2 separate regions of the Homo sapiens genome follow, and region 2 is linked to region 1. Evidence: chromatin contacts called from ENCODE Hi-C or POLR2A ChIA-PET data. All regions are on one chromosome and are shown on one strand. The core of a region is the stretch at or near the end of the contact, and the rest is flanking DNA. Distances in the headings are between cores, read along the strand shown. Region 1 holds the start of ARF1 (ARF GTPase 1). Region 2 holds the start of ARV1 (ARV1 fatty acid homeostasis modulator).

Evidence for each region. Hi-C counts contacts between places; a loop is a spot of excess contacts on that map. ChIA-PET counts read pairs that join two places held with the same protein, here RNA polymerase II (POLR2A). Pooled maps may share reads with other maps.
Region 2: a map of CD4-positive, alpha-beta memory T cell shows a loop between it and region 1 (16-fold over the local background). The contact joins the promoter of ARV1 here to the promoter of ARF1 in region 1. A Hi-C loop is called at or near these places in 1 of 168 maps with a recorded cell type or tissue (CD4-positive, alpha-beta memory T cell), 2 of 37 single-sample maps with no recorded cell type and 11 of 50 pooled maps. POLR2A ChIA-PET finds 5 or more read pairs at or near these places in 1 of 52 experiments (activated CD4-positive, alpha-beta T cell).

The regions. Positions count from the first base shown.
Region 1 is chr1:228,079,551-228,086,664 of GRCh38, reverse strand. ARF1 (ARF GTPase 1) reads right to left here and starts at 3,957. Exons shown (of 5, transcript NM_001658.4): 1 at 3,900-3,957. RefSeq lists silencers at 3,571-3,670, 3,701-4,520, 4,531-4,660.
Region 2 is chr1:230,976,103-230,983,216 of GRCh38, reverse strand. ARV1 (ARV1 fatty acid homeostasis modulator) reads right to left here and starts at 4,123. Exons shown (of 6, transcript NM_022786.3): 1 at 3,938-4,123. The coding sequence starts at 4,111. TTC13 (tetratricopeptide repeat domain 13) reads left to right here and starts at 4,356. Exons shown (of 23, transcript NM_024525.5): 1 at 4,356-4,657. The coding sequence starts at 4,387. RefSeq lists an enhancer at 3,892-4,191 and silencers at 4,472-4,731, 4,752-5,041.

The sequences.
Region 1 (7,114 bases), core at 2,708-5,207:
CTACCTTTCCCTCCTGGCTGTGCCATTCTCCAGGAACCTCCATGAATTCAGCTTTCTGGAAGCTCTCTGAAAACCCAGGCAGGCCTTTCGGGTATTTCCCATCAACAAGGAATTTCATGCTGTTTCTTTTTTTTCTTTTTTTTTTTTTTGAGACAAAGTCTCGCTCTGTTGCCCAGGCTGGAGTGCAGTGGCGCGATCTCTGCTCCCTGCAAGCTCCACCTCCCGGGTTCACGCCATTCTCCTGCCCCAGCCTCCCGGGTAGCTGGGACTACAGGTGCACACCACCACACCTGGCCTATTTTTTTGTATTTTTAGTAGAGTCGGGGTATCACCATGTTCGCCAGGATGGTCTCAATCTCCTGACCTCATGATCCACCCGCCTCAGCCTCCCAAAGTGCTGGGATTACAGGCGTGAGGCACTACGCCCAGCCTCATGCTGTTTCAAAATTGTACTTAAGTGTGGTTCAGTCTGAACATTCCTTTGTACAAATGTGGAAACACGGGGCTGTAGATGCTGTTAACTACTGAAGGCAAAAGTGTGACTTCATGGTATAGGTGTGATTGATTAAATTATTGGCTATTGGTGACCAGCTCAATCTTCAGTCCCTCTCCACTCTGGGAAAATTGGAGGGTGGGGCTGAAACCCTCTAATCCTGCCTTGGCCCTGTGACTAGCCCTACCCTGAAGTTTCGTAGGGGCTGCCCATCACTGGTCAACTCATTAGGGTACAAAAAGACATCATCACTTCGGAGATTCCAAGTATTTTAGCCAGGAAATGGGAGGCAGGCCAGATATGTATTTTGCAATCCACAACTATAGACTTCTAACTTCCTGAAATGTTCATGGACTGAATCAACTCTCCTGTCCACTTCATGCTGTACACCAGCAGTGAGCCCTGGGCCTCAAGGGTGTGGGAGAATGTCTGCCTTCTAAACAGAATCATTTTCAATTGCTGTGCCTGTGAAAATCTGCCTGCCTTTTATGCTTTCCCTGTCTCTTCTCTTGTCATTTAGGCTTCTCCTGTTATCAGGGCCTGTAAGAAGCACCACCCTTCCCAGTCTGTTGGCTGACAACCGGCTGCAAGCCCTTGTTACCACTGTGTGAGAACCAGGAAACCAGGATTAGTCAAGGACTTTATGGCTTATCAGCCAGCCTCACTGTCTCCCCATCCCTGTAGGTGGCTGAGTGACAGGACCCTGGGGGAGGACCTGAGAGCCTCCTGGGAACAAAGAGCATCCAGGACATGTCTGTCAAGTCGCTAACAAGGTCATCTGACCCACCTGAGAATGTGAAACTACCTATCTGGACGGTGCGGCAGCTGCGCAGCTGTAAGGCAATAAATGCAACTATGCCTTAGAGAGCTTGTAACAATCACAGGAGAATATTAACCTGAGGATGAAGGCAAGTCCTGGAATCCCAACATGAAGGGGCCAAATCTTTTCCAAAAGACCACTTCAGACGCTACGGGCAGAATGCCCCTACCAACCATCCACGCCAATGAGGAGCAGGCACAACACAGAAAACACAAGTTCTCATAATTTAAGATCCCCACTGCGAGGCCTTTTCGTGTTTCTCTCCCAATTATCTTTGACAGTGCACTCTATTTCCTTTCACCCTCTTGAATTTACGGAGGTGAAAGGTCAAGGGGAGAGAATGCCTATGAGAGACAGTATGGGCCCGCCAGCCCAGGCTGGCTGCAGCCTCTTGCTCAGGAGAATGGTCACAGCTCAGGAAGAAGTGTGTAGGAAAGCTTGGTGGAGCCTGGCCTGTGAGTAACAGCAGGTTTAAATACACCAAGGAGACATTTAATTTGAAGAATCTAAAAAGAACTGCTTCAGTTCTCTGAAACCATGGTCATATACTACTCCACGTGTGAACTTGCACAAGTTTTTTTCTCTTAGGTCTACTTCCATGATCACCGCAGCGGCTGACAGTCCATATTAAATTCTACTGAACTGAAAAATGAAAGGTCAAATGCATCTTCCTATAGTTTCAAGCCTGTCTGGTCCGTAGGGGCAGATGAGCAGTTGAAGATGTCTGAATGTCCTCTCCATATTGTGCAAGAGGTACAGCCCATAGCTAGACCACATGATGTACAAAACCAGAACTGTGAGGGGCACAGAACCAGTTTTTGCTTTTCACTCACAGTCATTGTGTGACTCAGCTGTTGTCCAAACCAACTGTTTCAAATCTTTTTCAACTAGCAAATCCGAAAATCTGCCTCACAGGCAACAGCATATTCCTACTGCTGCAGTGATTTGGATTTATTTTCAACAAGATACGCCTGAAGACAAGTGACAGCTATTCTCCAGTCTACCAACATGTGAAAACATGGACAACACACTCTAACAATGTGTCCAATGAGATGTGTGACTAACATTTACACTACTCAATTCTTCTCAATTTTGGACCCAGCTAATAGTACGGCATTTCAGGACCTTATGGTTCTGGCTACCTAGGCAGTGCTGGTGAAAATTCAAATTAAATGAGGACACCATCCATGCGGTCACACGTGTTAGACAATGGCTAACGCAACAGCAGAGGGCCACAGGGGCCGCACACAACTGCACCGCGGCATCTCACACTCCTCCCAACACACTGCGGAAAACGCCAGAACCACCAGCCTTGCAACAGCCGGCAAAGAAAACTGCTGACCACTAGTTCTGAAACAAGAACTACAACTGCCCACTCCAACAGGGGCAGTGGCACCAACTCTACAGCTCTCAACTAGGCGGCGACTTCGGGGACCATCCAAAGCCTCCGACCTCCCTTCTTTTCCTGCCCGCGATTCCGAGTGCATTTCTGCTCAATTCCTGCAAAGCAGCAACTGGCTGCCTGGACTGAAAGGGAGTGCCAGGAGGTGCCGTCGGAATGGTTATTTAACACTCTAGGTGCGCACGGCTGTCCAGCCCCAATCTCACACGCCGTAACCACCCAGGCTGTGCTCCGAGAGAGCGCTGGGGCCGGCCTCTGCGGCCTAGAGTCTGCGAGCAGGTCGTTCCGCAGGCAGGTTAAAGATTCAGGTAGGTTAAAGATTCACCAGCTCAGAAGAGGCCTTCTTATCTACTGCCGACAACGTCAAGGAAACCACCCTGGAGTTAAAGCGAAGATCGACCGGCCCTCTGGAGGCCACCGGTGCCCTGAGTGCTGACCCCAAATTGCGTCTCACTGGTGTGAAGGGAGGCACTCTGGGCTCCCCCGGAGGTCCACGCATTCCGTTCAGCAGACAGGGAAGGGCACGGGGTTCCTGTCCACCTGCCCGCCCGCTCTCACCACCCCTGACCCGGTACCGTCTTCACAGCAAACACGAACTGGATGGAGTCGGGAGGCGAAGATGCAAGCCCCCACCACCTACATGACCTTGACGGCGTCTCAGGCCGCCCGAGCCTCAGTTTCCCGGTCCCCGAGGCGGGGGTCCGCCCGGATGCCGCTCGCTCGCCTGTACTCGGGTGGGGGAGGCCCCACGACCCCCACCGGCCCCCGCGGCCGCTAATCCCAACCGTCCACGCGCGGGCGGCCTCGGGAAACGAGAAAGGCAGAGGCGAGGGAAGCAGGAAGCCCAGGTTTCCTGGAGAAGAGCCCGGCGTCCAAGCGGACTTCCGGGCGACGGGCGGGGGCAGGGACAGGCAGAGGAGGACAAGCGGCCGCGAGCGACTTCGGGAACCTGTGAGGGGTGCGAGGAGCTCACCGACCCGCCCGTCCGCCCAGCCCCGACTCCGGCCGGGCCCCAGCCTCAGCCCGGCCCGTCTGCGTCCGCCCCCGGCCCGGCCCTGTCGCCGCCGCCGCCGCGGGGGTCGACGTGCCCTTCGCGAACCTCAAGTCGCCCCGAGGCCAGTCCCCAGCCCCCGCCGGCTCCAACGTCTCTGCGGCCCACACCGGCCCGCGCCCCTCGCCCTCACCTCAGAGGCTGCTGCTCCGAGCCAGGCGTTGGTTTTGCTCCCACAAGATGGCGGCTCTGACGGCGGCCACGTCAGCGCCTCCGGGCGCGGGGCACGCCGGGTAAGGGGCGGAGACGCCGGGAACTCCGCCCACCGTGCGCCCGCGACGCAGGCGCGCTGGCTCCGGTAGGGCTGCAGGGGGCGGGGCCGGGGACACCCTGCCCCGGGCCGCGGTCTTAGCTCGCGCGCACCCTAGGGGCGCGCACCCGTCTGCGCCTGCGCCTGTGAGTCTTCCGCGAAGACAGCCTGTGGCTCACTCCCGCCCGTTTGGCGTATTTGGAGACTGAGGCCCGGGGGGCTCCTGCAGCAACTGGAGCTGCGGGGCTGGTTGCCACCTTCCTCCTCCCACACCCGGCAGTCACCGGGAGGCCTCGGGGACTGCGTGAGGACGGGGGTGCGAGGCGCCCCTCGCCGGGGTTGGGGTTCCTGGCTCCCAGGCTGCGCGGGTCCACGTGCCCCGGCCCTGTGGAAACCTGTGGCACTCGCGGGGCCACGGCGGAAGGTCCGAAGGCGGGAGGCTTGCTGTGTCCCCGCACTGGCCTCGGCGCCCCGGCGGCCGCAGTGACGCGCGGGCTCATACCTGGGCCCGGAGCAGACGCCGGGGAGCTGGCCGCAGATGAAGCAAAGGAGGAGGTGGCCTGGGGACCCCGGGGTGAGGCGGGGGCCGTGGGGGTGGGGCCCAGGGTTGGGGACGGCCGCCCAGAAGGGAGGTCACAGTGGTCTCTAATGAGCTGGCCTTTAAGCTGAGATCCAGTTGAGGCGGAGGAGATCCCGCTCTCAGGCACCTGAACAGAGGACCGTTGCAGTCCCTCTGTGTTCCGTGTGCTGGAGGCCTGGCTCTGCCCACCACCCTCAGGTCTTCTTGCCTCTTCCCTTGTGCTGCTGTGAGGGGTTGGGCTTGTGGGAAAGTGTCCCTGCAGCACAGTGCCCTGGGTATTGTGGAGGTCGGGAATCAACCTGATTTGTGCAGGCCGAGGCCCGGGGGCAGGGCCTGAGGGGTGGGATCACTGGGCCTGGCCCAGGCCTCCTGCGCCCCTTTGCTGCCCCCATCACCTACGTTGCTTGCCCCTTGGGCAGGGCGTCCTCACTGCCTCTGGAGGCTGCGATGGGCAGATCTCTCCCCCAGGGCTGCACCTGCGGGGGCTACGAAGGTCCCCAAAAGCGGTGACCCTCCTGCCCCCAAATTTAGTCCCTTTTTCTGCCTGGGGCTCCCTTCCGAAATCTCACCTCTGTGAAGCTGTGGCAGGGTTGTCTGTTTAGGGGAAGGACGTCTCCCACCCTACAGGCATCTCAGATACTCTTGGAAAGCCCCAGGGAGGGTTGTGGATGCCTGTGGAACCTTCTGGTTGTGCTGCCTCTCCCTGCTCAGCCAGAGCGGGGCCATGTGCGGACATTTCACGGGGGTTACATGTGGTTATGGCCTCTTTAGGGCTGAAGGGACCTGGCTTTGGTTCTCTGCTGGCAGAGCGTGGCCAGGGGTGGCTCCAGGGTCACTGAGCGGGGATTGTGTGGGAACCAGAGCCTGCCTCCCCTTCCTTTAAAATACTTTTTATTTATTTATTTATTTTTGAGATGGAGTCTTGCTCTGTCGCCCATACTGGAGTGCAGTGACACAATCTTGGCTCACTGCAATCTCCGCCTCCCGGGTTCAAGCAATTCTCCTGCCTCAGCCTCCCAAGTAGCTGGGATTACAGGCGCCTGCCCCTATGCCCAGCTAATTTTTGTATTTTTAGTGGAGACAGGGTTTCACCATGTTGGCCATGGCTGGTCTCGAACTCCTGACCTCAGGTGATCCACCCGCCTCGGCCTCCCAAGGTGCTGGGATTACAAGTGTGAGCCACCGTGCCTGGCCCCTTTAAAATATATATTTTTTAATGTGAAAAAATGCAGACAGGAAAGAGTGTATGTCAGATACATGCACAGTTTAAAAAGTAATAAAATGGATTCCTGTATAGCCAGCCCTAGGGTTAAGAAATGTACCTTCCCCAGCCTGGGCAACATAATCTCTACAAAAATTTTACAAAGATAGCCAGGTGTGGTGGCACACACCTGTAGTCCCAGCTACTTGGGAGGCTGAGGTGGGAGGATCGCTTGGGCCCAGAAGTTCAAGGTTACAGTGACCTAGTAGGACTGTGCCACTGCACTCCAGCCTGGGTGACAGAGTGAGACCCTGTCTGAAAATAATAATAATAAAAAGTCCCTTCCTGCTGATTCTGTGCTCCTGGTTTGGGCTCCCCACCACCACCGGGGCAAAGATGATGTCTTCAGGCCAAACAGGCGCAGGGGAGCCCAGGTAGTCACACCCAGATTTCTGCCCCTGGAAGGAGACCCACTAGGGAGTTAAGAAGTGTCAGGCAGTGAGTTCCTGGGGTAATTGAGGCCCAGGTGCTCCCCCAACGCTGCCTAGGGAGTAGGGATCCCTTTCTCTCTCCTCTGAGGTCCCTGGGATCAGATGAGGTTTAGCCAAGAGGGGTGGGATGAGCTGACTGGAGGGAGGGGTTTGGGGGCCAGGCTGGGCAGGGACCCTCCAGCCTTCGTGGCCGCCTCCATTGTCAGTCTCAAAGACGCCAGCTCAGGTTGGGCTGGGCTTCTCTCCTCTGGGGGTGGCTGCACCCGAGAACCAGGTCAGAGACAGGGATGCCAAACAACAGAACGGGCTGGCCTCCTAGGGAAGGTGGCTGGAAGGACAGATGGGCTGTCTGGGGCAAAGGAGCAGGAATACCCATGTGGGAGACCTAGTAGGCAGCCATTGTGGCTAGGTGAAGGGGACCCCAGCCCACCTCAGGCCTGGCAGGCACTTTGGTCAACCTCTGAGTGCAGGGCTATGAAGTGTGCGGCATTTGAGCCAGGCCACAGATGTTCAGAGAGGTCTCACACGTACCTGATGTCACACAGCTAGGATGGAACCCCTCTGGAGCTTGACTACTCCATGCCCAAGTCTGCTTATTGCCAACACCTTTACTCTTTCCCCAGCCCTGCCCTCCCTCTTGGGGAACAAGCACTTTGGTGCCTCTGCAGACTGCAATGTTATCTTGGATTCCTCCAGTGATGGGGAGCTCACTACTACACCAGGCATCCCAGGACAGAGTTCACCTCTCTGGATATCCTGCCCCACTCTGTCTCCAACATGGTTGCTCTGCCCGCTCTCTCTGTTGGGAGACTCTAGGTGGGCTAAA
Region 2 (7,114 bases), core at 2,874-5,373, 2.9 Mb before region 1:
GGTCTTGAACTCCTGACCTCGTGCTCCGCCTGCCTTGGCCTCCCAAAGTACTGGGATTACAGGCATGAGCCACCGTGCTAGGCCGAAAGTACTGTATCTTTAAGCGTACTTATAATAAATTGTGAAGAGCTGAAGCAGCAGGATTGGTTAAAAGCAAGGGACACATGATATATTAGAGGAAAGTCAGAGAAACACAGAAAGGCAAGCTGGGAGGAATGGCAGTGAAGAAACAAGCAGAGCAAAAGGAAAGGAGATTGGGATGAAAAATACACGTGGGCGATCAGGCTGAGGATCTTGCTGACTCCAAGTTCGGCAGGGAAGAGACCAAAGTATATATGAGTAACCACTTAGAAACTCTGGAGATTATGTCACAACACATGGTCTAATGTTTAAAAACTTCTTACTTTTTGTATCTCAGAGGTTGGAGGGCCTTTAAAATAATTCATTGCTTCATGGTTTAATTTTTTAGTCTGGCATCAACAAAATGATTTTCCCTGAGTCGTGCTATTATGGCCTAAAGTTTAGTATGCATTAGCATGATAGCGACAAGGCCATTAGACACTCTGTCTCATTATGGAATGACTGTGGACAATAACGAATCCATAAAGTACTGTGCCACCATTCAATATTCCAAATATAACTCCAAAGTCCATCTCTTGGGAGAAAGAGTATCATGTTAGGGAACAAAGGGGAGGGGGTAAGTGAATGTTGACCTAAACAGCTATCCAATAATTATTTTGCCTTTCCATAAACAAAATAAACACCTGCTGTTTAGCAAAGGGATTTTGTTAGCTTAATGCCAACAAAAAGAGATTTTTTGTATTATTGAAGACTACTAACTAAAATGCATATACAAATACCAGCTTTTCTTCAGACCATATTCAGTTATGTGGTTATCATCTTCCAAACTGACCATTTAATTGGACCAGTCCAAAAGTTATTAAGTTTAGACCACATATAAGATCTTGTTCTCTTCCTCCTACCTGGATGGCCAAGCATATGCTAATCTAAAAACCTGGAAGTGATACATTTATTCAACAGACATTTACTGAGTGGCTACTAAATGTCAGTCGCTGTTCTGGGTGATACAGCTACATTAATGAATAAAACAGAGAGAATGTCTGTCCTTGTGTAGCTTACTTTCCAGTAGGAGAAGACACACAACATTAAGTCAATTATATACAAGATTACAAGAAGATAGGTGCTATAGAGAAAGATAAAGCTGGGAAGCATATCATACTTTTCAATAGGGTAGTCAGAGTAGACTCTCTGAGATGTTTGAAGGAGGTAAGGGAATTAGTCACGCAGATACCTGATAGAAGAGTGCTCCAGGCATTGTGCAAAGGCCTTGAGGAAGGAACCTGCCTGGTCTGAGAAACACCAGGATGCCAGCGGGACTGCCGGTAAAATAAAGAAGGGAAAGAGTAGCAGGAGACTCCATAGGGCCTTATAAGCCAGTTCAGGGATTCAGGCCTTAACTCTGAGATGGAAAATCATCAGAAAGTTTTGGTCAAAGAGATGATATGATCTAAATTACATTTTTAAAGGATCAGTCCCTGGCTACTGTGTGGAGAGAAGACTGAAGAGGTACAAGGATGATGTAGGGAGACCAGATAGGAGTTACAACAATAGTTCAGGTAGACATCATGGTGGCTTGGATGAGGATTGTAGCAGCAGGAGTAGTGAGAAGTAGTGGATTCTGAACATAATTTGAAGACAGAACAGGATTTGCTGAATACCTGAATATGGGATGTGAGAGGAAGAGTAGAAATAGGGATGACACCAAGGTTTCTTGGTCTTAGGAGTTAAAATGGTAAAGTTGCCATTAACTGTGATGGGTATATTTGAGCTGTCTATTGAAATCCAAGTGGAGAAGTCAAGTAGGTAGTTGGACATTTAAGTCTGGAGTTCAGGGAAGAGGTTCAGGGTAGAAATATAAATTTGGAAATTGTCAAAATTTTGACGGTATTTAAAGCCATGAGACAGAATGAGCTCTTCAAGGGAAAGCATGCAGACAGAAAGAGGCACGATGACTATGCGTTGGAATACACCATGATTAAGAGGTAAGGGAGGTGAAGCAAAAGCAGAAAGGAGATTGAGGGGTAACAGCCAGTGAAGTAAGAAGACAATAAGAAGAGCACTGAATCCTGGGAAGCGCACACAGCATTTCAAGGAGGAGGAAGTAATGAGGTAAAATGCTGCTGATCATTAACTGAGAATCGACTACTGGATTTAGCAAAGTGGAAGTGGTGATCTTAACAAGAACAGTTTCTAATGAAATGCGGGTGGGAATGTGACTAAAGCAGGTTCAAGAGAAACTAGGAAAGGAAATAGACAGTACAAACATATCTTAGAAGGTCTGCTTTCTAATTAAGAAGAAAAAGAGCAGAAGCTAAAGGGGGAAGTGGCAGCAAGTGTATTTTGTTGGTGGTGTTGGTTTTTTTTTTTTTTTTGATGGAAGAAGTAACAGTATGCATGCTGGTGGGAATGATCCAGCAGAAGGCAGAAGAAGACAGTACAGTAAAGAAATAACAAATGCTAGTATTGGGTTTATGTTGTTGCAAACCTGGTGGAAGTTCTCTTCTGTTTTCGCAGTGGCTCATGCCTGTAACCCCAGCACTTTGGGAGGCCGAGGTGGGTGGATCATTTGAGGTCAGTTCAAGACCAGCCTGGTCAACATGGTGAAACCTGGTCTCTACTAAAAATACAAAAATTAGCCCGGCGTGGTGGTGCAGGCCTGTAATCCCAGCTACTTGGGAGGCTGAGGCAGGAGAATTGCTTGAACTTGGGAGGCAGAGGTTTTAGTGAGCTGAGAGTGCCCCACTGCACTCCAGCCTGGGTGACAGAGGGAAACTCTATCTCAAAAAGAAAGAAAGAAAGAAAAAAAAAACCGAAATAAGATTGCCAGAAATCATGAAAGGCCTATATGAGGTTAATCGTCACAAATTTGTTTTTCCCCAGCAACGTACTGCTGCATGGGTACAGGGACAAGACCAGGCAATATGTTGGATTTAACAAGGGTTGACATTTTGACAAAAGAGGGAAAGTACTTGAGAGAGGAACAGGAAATTGAGGTTGTATGCATCAGAACGTTATGTGGTTGGCAGATTATACAGGTATACACTCAGTTTGTCAATTCTCTTGTATATTACTACAGACCATAATTTACTAAAGAGATTAGAAAATCACAAGATCTGAAATGGGACAAAAATGTACTGTCTATTCTGTGACAGGTTCTTTGCTAATTAATACCCCCAAAGAACCTCCAACTTTGTAGACTCTTTAAACATAAGATTATTCTCTCTGCCGTAAAATAAAGAAGGGAAAGAGTAGCAGGAGACTCCATAGGGCCTTATAAGCCAGTTCAGGGATTCGGGCCTTAACTCTGAGATGGAAAATCATCAGAAAGTTCAAGGTATTCTACGAACACCTTGAAATGAGAATTTTTACTTCCTCACTTTTGGGTTTTGTACCACCAACGTCTAGCATAGTGCTTTGTACACCGTAGACATCCAATAACGACAATTGATGAAACCTTTAAAAAGCATCGTAGGTGAATTCAACATGGGTTGTGGAGGGTAAGGATGGTACCATCTCTCTGTCAAAGGGAGAAGAGCTAGAAGGAAGTAGCTTTGGCATGAACCAAAATGTCAACCTAATTGATCTTTAAATTTCTCTGCAAAATGCCCACATCTACCTCTGTCTGTCGGTCCGGTCCGTTCGCCGGCTTAGGTCATATCACCCAAATATGCCCCAGTATGAGAAAAGCGCTGTCGGGTAGCTGAGTTCTCTATCAGTACAGATATTCATGCAAAGATCCCGGGCGGGAATGTCAACTACCGAACTAAAGACTGTATCAGAGGACCCTGCTCCTCGCGGTCCCCAAATCCCGCCGCGCCATTTTCTTCTCAAGGGCACCCCACACCTGACAACTCACACAGATGGTTATCTTCAGCACACCGTGGTTATAGTCTCGGTACAACTCTTTGGCCTCCTGGTTGCATTCGATGCACCTGTACTGGCAGGAGGCCGAGGCAGCAGTAGGAGTCGCTGCCACCCCATCCACGTTCCCCTTCCCCTGCTGCAGGCCGCTCCGCCCGCCGTTGCCCATTTCCACTCAACTGCAGTCCAGAACTTCCGATTCTGTGGAGGGTAAGACGTCAGACGCCAGACCGGAAGACTTGCGCCGCGCGGGCTTATTGGGATTCGTAGTCCCGGCACCGGCAAGGCGGCCCCGGGCTGGCCGAGCTGGGACTACCATTCCCAGCACACAATGCTTCTCCCCTTGTCCCGCCCCCTTGCCACGGTCCACCTGCCCGCCGTAGGTTAGAGGCGGGGAGGCCTGAGAGCCGGGCAAGGGCTGTCGCGCATGCGCCTTGAGGGAAGATGGCACCTGCCGGCTGCTGCTGCTGCTGCTGCTTCTGGGGCGGCGCTGTGGCCGCCGCGGGCGCCGCCCGGCGTGTCCTGCTGCTGCTGCTGCTGGGGGTCCTGTCCGCCGGGCTGCGGCCAGGCGCCCTGGCCACCGAGCACTACTCGCCGCTCTCCCTGCTCAAGCAGGAGCTGCAGCACCGGCAGCAGCAGGAGGCCCCGGCGGGCGGCGGCGGCTGCAGCCCGCAGTCCGGGGACTGGGGGGACCAGTACTCTGCCGAGTGCGGCGGTGAGTGGGCGGCGGCGGGCGTCCGAGTCGGCCGGGGCGGCGGGGCAGCGGGGCTGGGGTCCCGGGCCGGGGTACGGGTCGCCCGGGCCTCACGCCTCCGGCTGCGGCGCGCGATCCGCGGGAGCCGGCTCGGCCAGGGGTCCTGGCGGGCAGCTTCCCGCCGCTGCCACCCACGCCGCCGCGCGCCCTCCTGCAGCCGCCTTTGGGCAGGGCGGCGAGTCGAGAAATGAGCTGACAGCATGCTCCTGGGGCCAGGGCGGCCTCTCTCCTGAGTCTGAAGCAACTGTTGGAAGGGTGGCGGAGGAGATGGCAGGTGGCCCGGGGCAGCCCTGTTCCCGCCGCCGGCCTCCCGAGGATGCCGAAGGGGCGAGGGAGGGGCGGGCGGACGAGCAACCAGCCCGGCGGCTTGCGGAGCCCGCCCCCGGAGGGAGACGCCTGGCACATCTTAGGCCTGGAAATCAGGCTTCCTGACCTCCCGGGTTAATGTCTCGTATACAACAGTTCCTAAAAATTGGATCCCTGGAATGGAAAAAAAGAGCAAGCCCATCTTATCTGCTCGTTGACATCTTGCTTCCAGTTGTTTAAGATCAACCTGCGATCTGTCAGGTGTCTCCCAGAGGGAAAAAAGGCCCCTGCAGGCCTTGAGCCTGTGTGTCAGTGCCGTGTGTGTATTGGAGCTACGCCAGCTCATTCATTAAGAATGGGCGCTATTGGCTTCAGTTTAATAAATCATAGCAGATGCCTCTGGGACAAAATACGTGTGTACATTTTTTTGTTTTGAAGTTCTGTCGTGGGTCTTTTTACCCATCAATCTCCTCCCTTTCTCTTTCCCCCTTCTCTATGTGAGTTCCCTTATGGCTTGCTTTGGGAAGGACCGGGGTCTACCGAACCCACTGGGAGATGGTTGCTTTTAAGACTTGGCAGTGGTTTTCTTCGGCATTGTGTACCTGGGAAAACAATACCTTTTTTTTTTAGTTGAGATGAGACGTCAAGATTAGCACAATCTGATTTCCTTTTAGTACAGTCTGACTTCCTTGAGGAAGTGTCACTCACTGAGAGGTTTGTGACTTTTTTATTTTGCGGTAGGCCTTAGCTGGTAACGGCGTAAGTAACACGGCCAGCCTTGCACGGTGGAGAAAGAATGGCATTTACTTACCTCTGTCACTTTCTGTATCTCTGAGCAAGTGAATTACCTGTCTTTGTAAAATGCCTCCTCTGTAAGTGGAAAACACTGTTCACCTAATTGTGGGGTTTTATTTTCCTCACGAGGGTGCTGTGAGGGAAATGAGAAGTAGCCGACATATATTGAGTGCTTGCTGTATGCCAGGTGCTGTTATAAGTGCTTTAGGTCTATGAGCCTAGTATATTAGTCTATCAGAAAAACAATAACCACCTCATTAGATGGTGGCTCATTTTCTCAGATGAACAAACTGAAACATAGTGAAATTGTCATCTTCTTGAGATCCCACAGCTGCCAAAGGAGGAACCCATGAAGTCGGGCTCCAGACAAAGCCTTTGTCCTAACCATTAAGTGGTTGTAGGTAGGCAAACCACATCTGAAGTATTTACTTGCATATGGTGCATGTTGGGTAAATTTCCCTTTCTCCTTTGCTCATGTGGTGCTCACTGGCTAAAGGAGCCCCAGCGTTTAGACAGTAGAAGGTATGTATCGATTAATACTATGATATCTATTGGTATCATTGATGTTGGTGGCTTATTTGATTCTTTGGCATCAGGCTAACCACCAGTATTTAAGAACCCTGTTCAAGCCAGCTCTGACTTGTATTACGATATTTCCCTGGAGGATGAACACTGTATCATGAAGCTGTAAACATAATTTATTTAGATGTTTCTACCTTCTTTTTCTCTCTCCCATGTAGTACTTATTTTTTCTAGCTTGGAATTTAAAATTTACTGTTGCAAATGAACGACCTGAGTCTTTCAGATCACCTCCCCTGGCTGTGTGAGTAGCTACCAACAGGTGCTAAAGTGGGGCAGCTGCCGCTGTGGTCACCCAAGAAGTCATTTCCAGAATCAACTACTTGGAGCTCCAGCTGTTTCCCTCAGCTTTCCTGGCTGCAGTATGCGACAAAAGCCAACTCTGTTGTTGTAGGGGCTACTGAAATACTTCTCATTTCTCCCTCTTCGCCCTGGACAACTATGTAGAAGCTGGACCCTATGAAACCTGTTTCATTTCTTCTCTGTCCTAGGATGTGGGGATGAATTCGGGATTTACAACTAACCGTGCCATAGCCTGAGGGGCAGCTGATGCTCTGTATCCGGAGACCCATTTGAGCAACATTAGGGTCTAGACAAATGTCAGGATCCAGAACTAGTCAGTTCTTCAGAATCATACAGACTTGGCTTTACTAAGCATTGATCATGCCATCGTCTCTTGCTTGCCTGTCCAGCCACAAACCTGTTCATATCAATCCAGCACATATACTGAGGACAAAC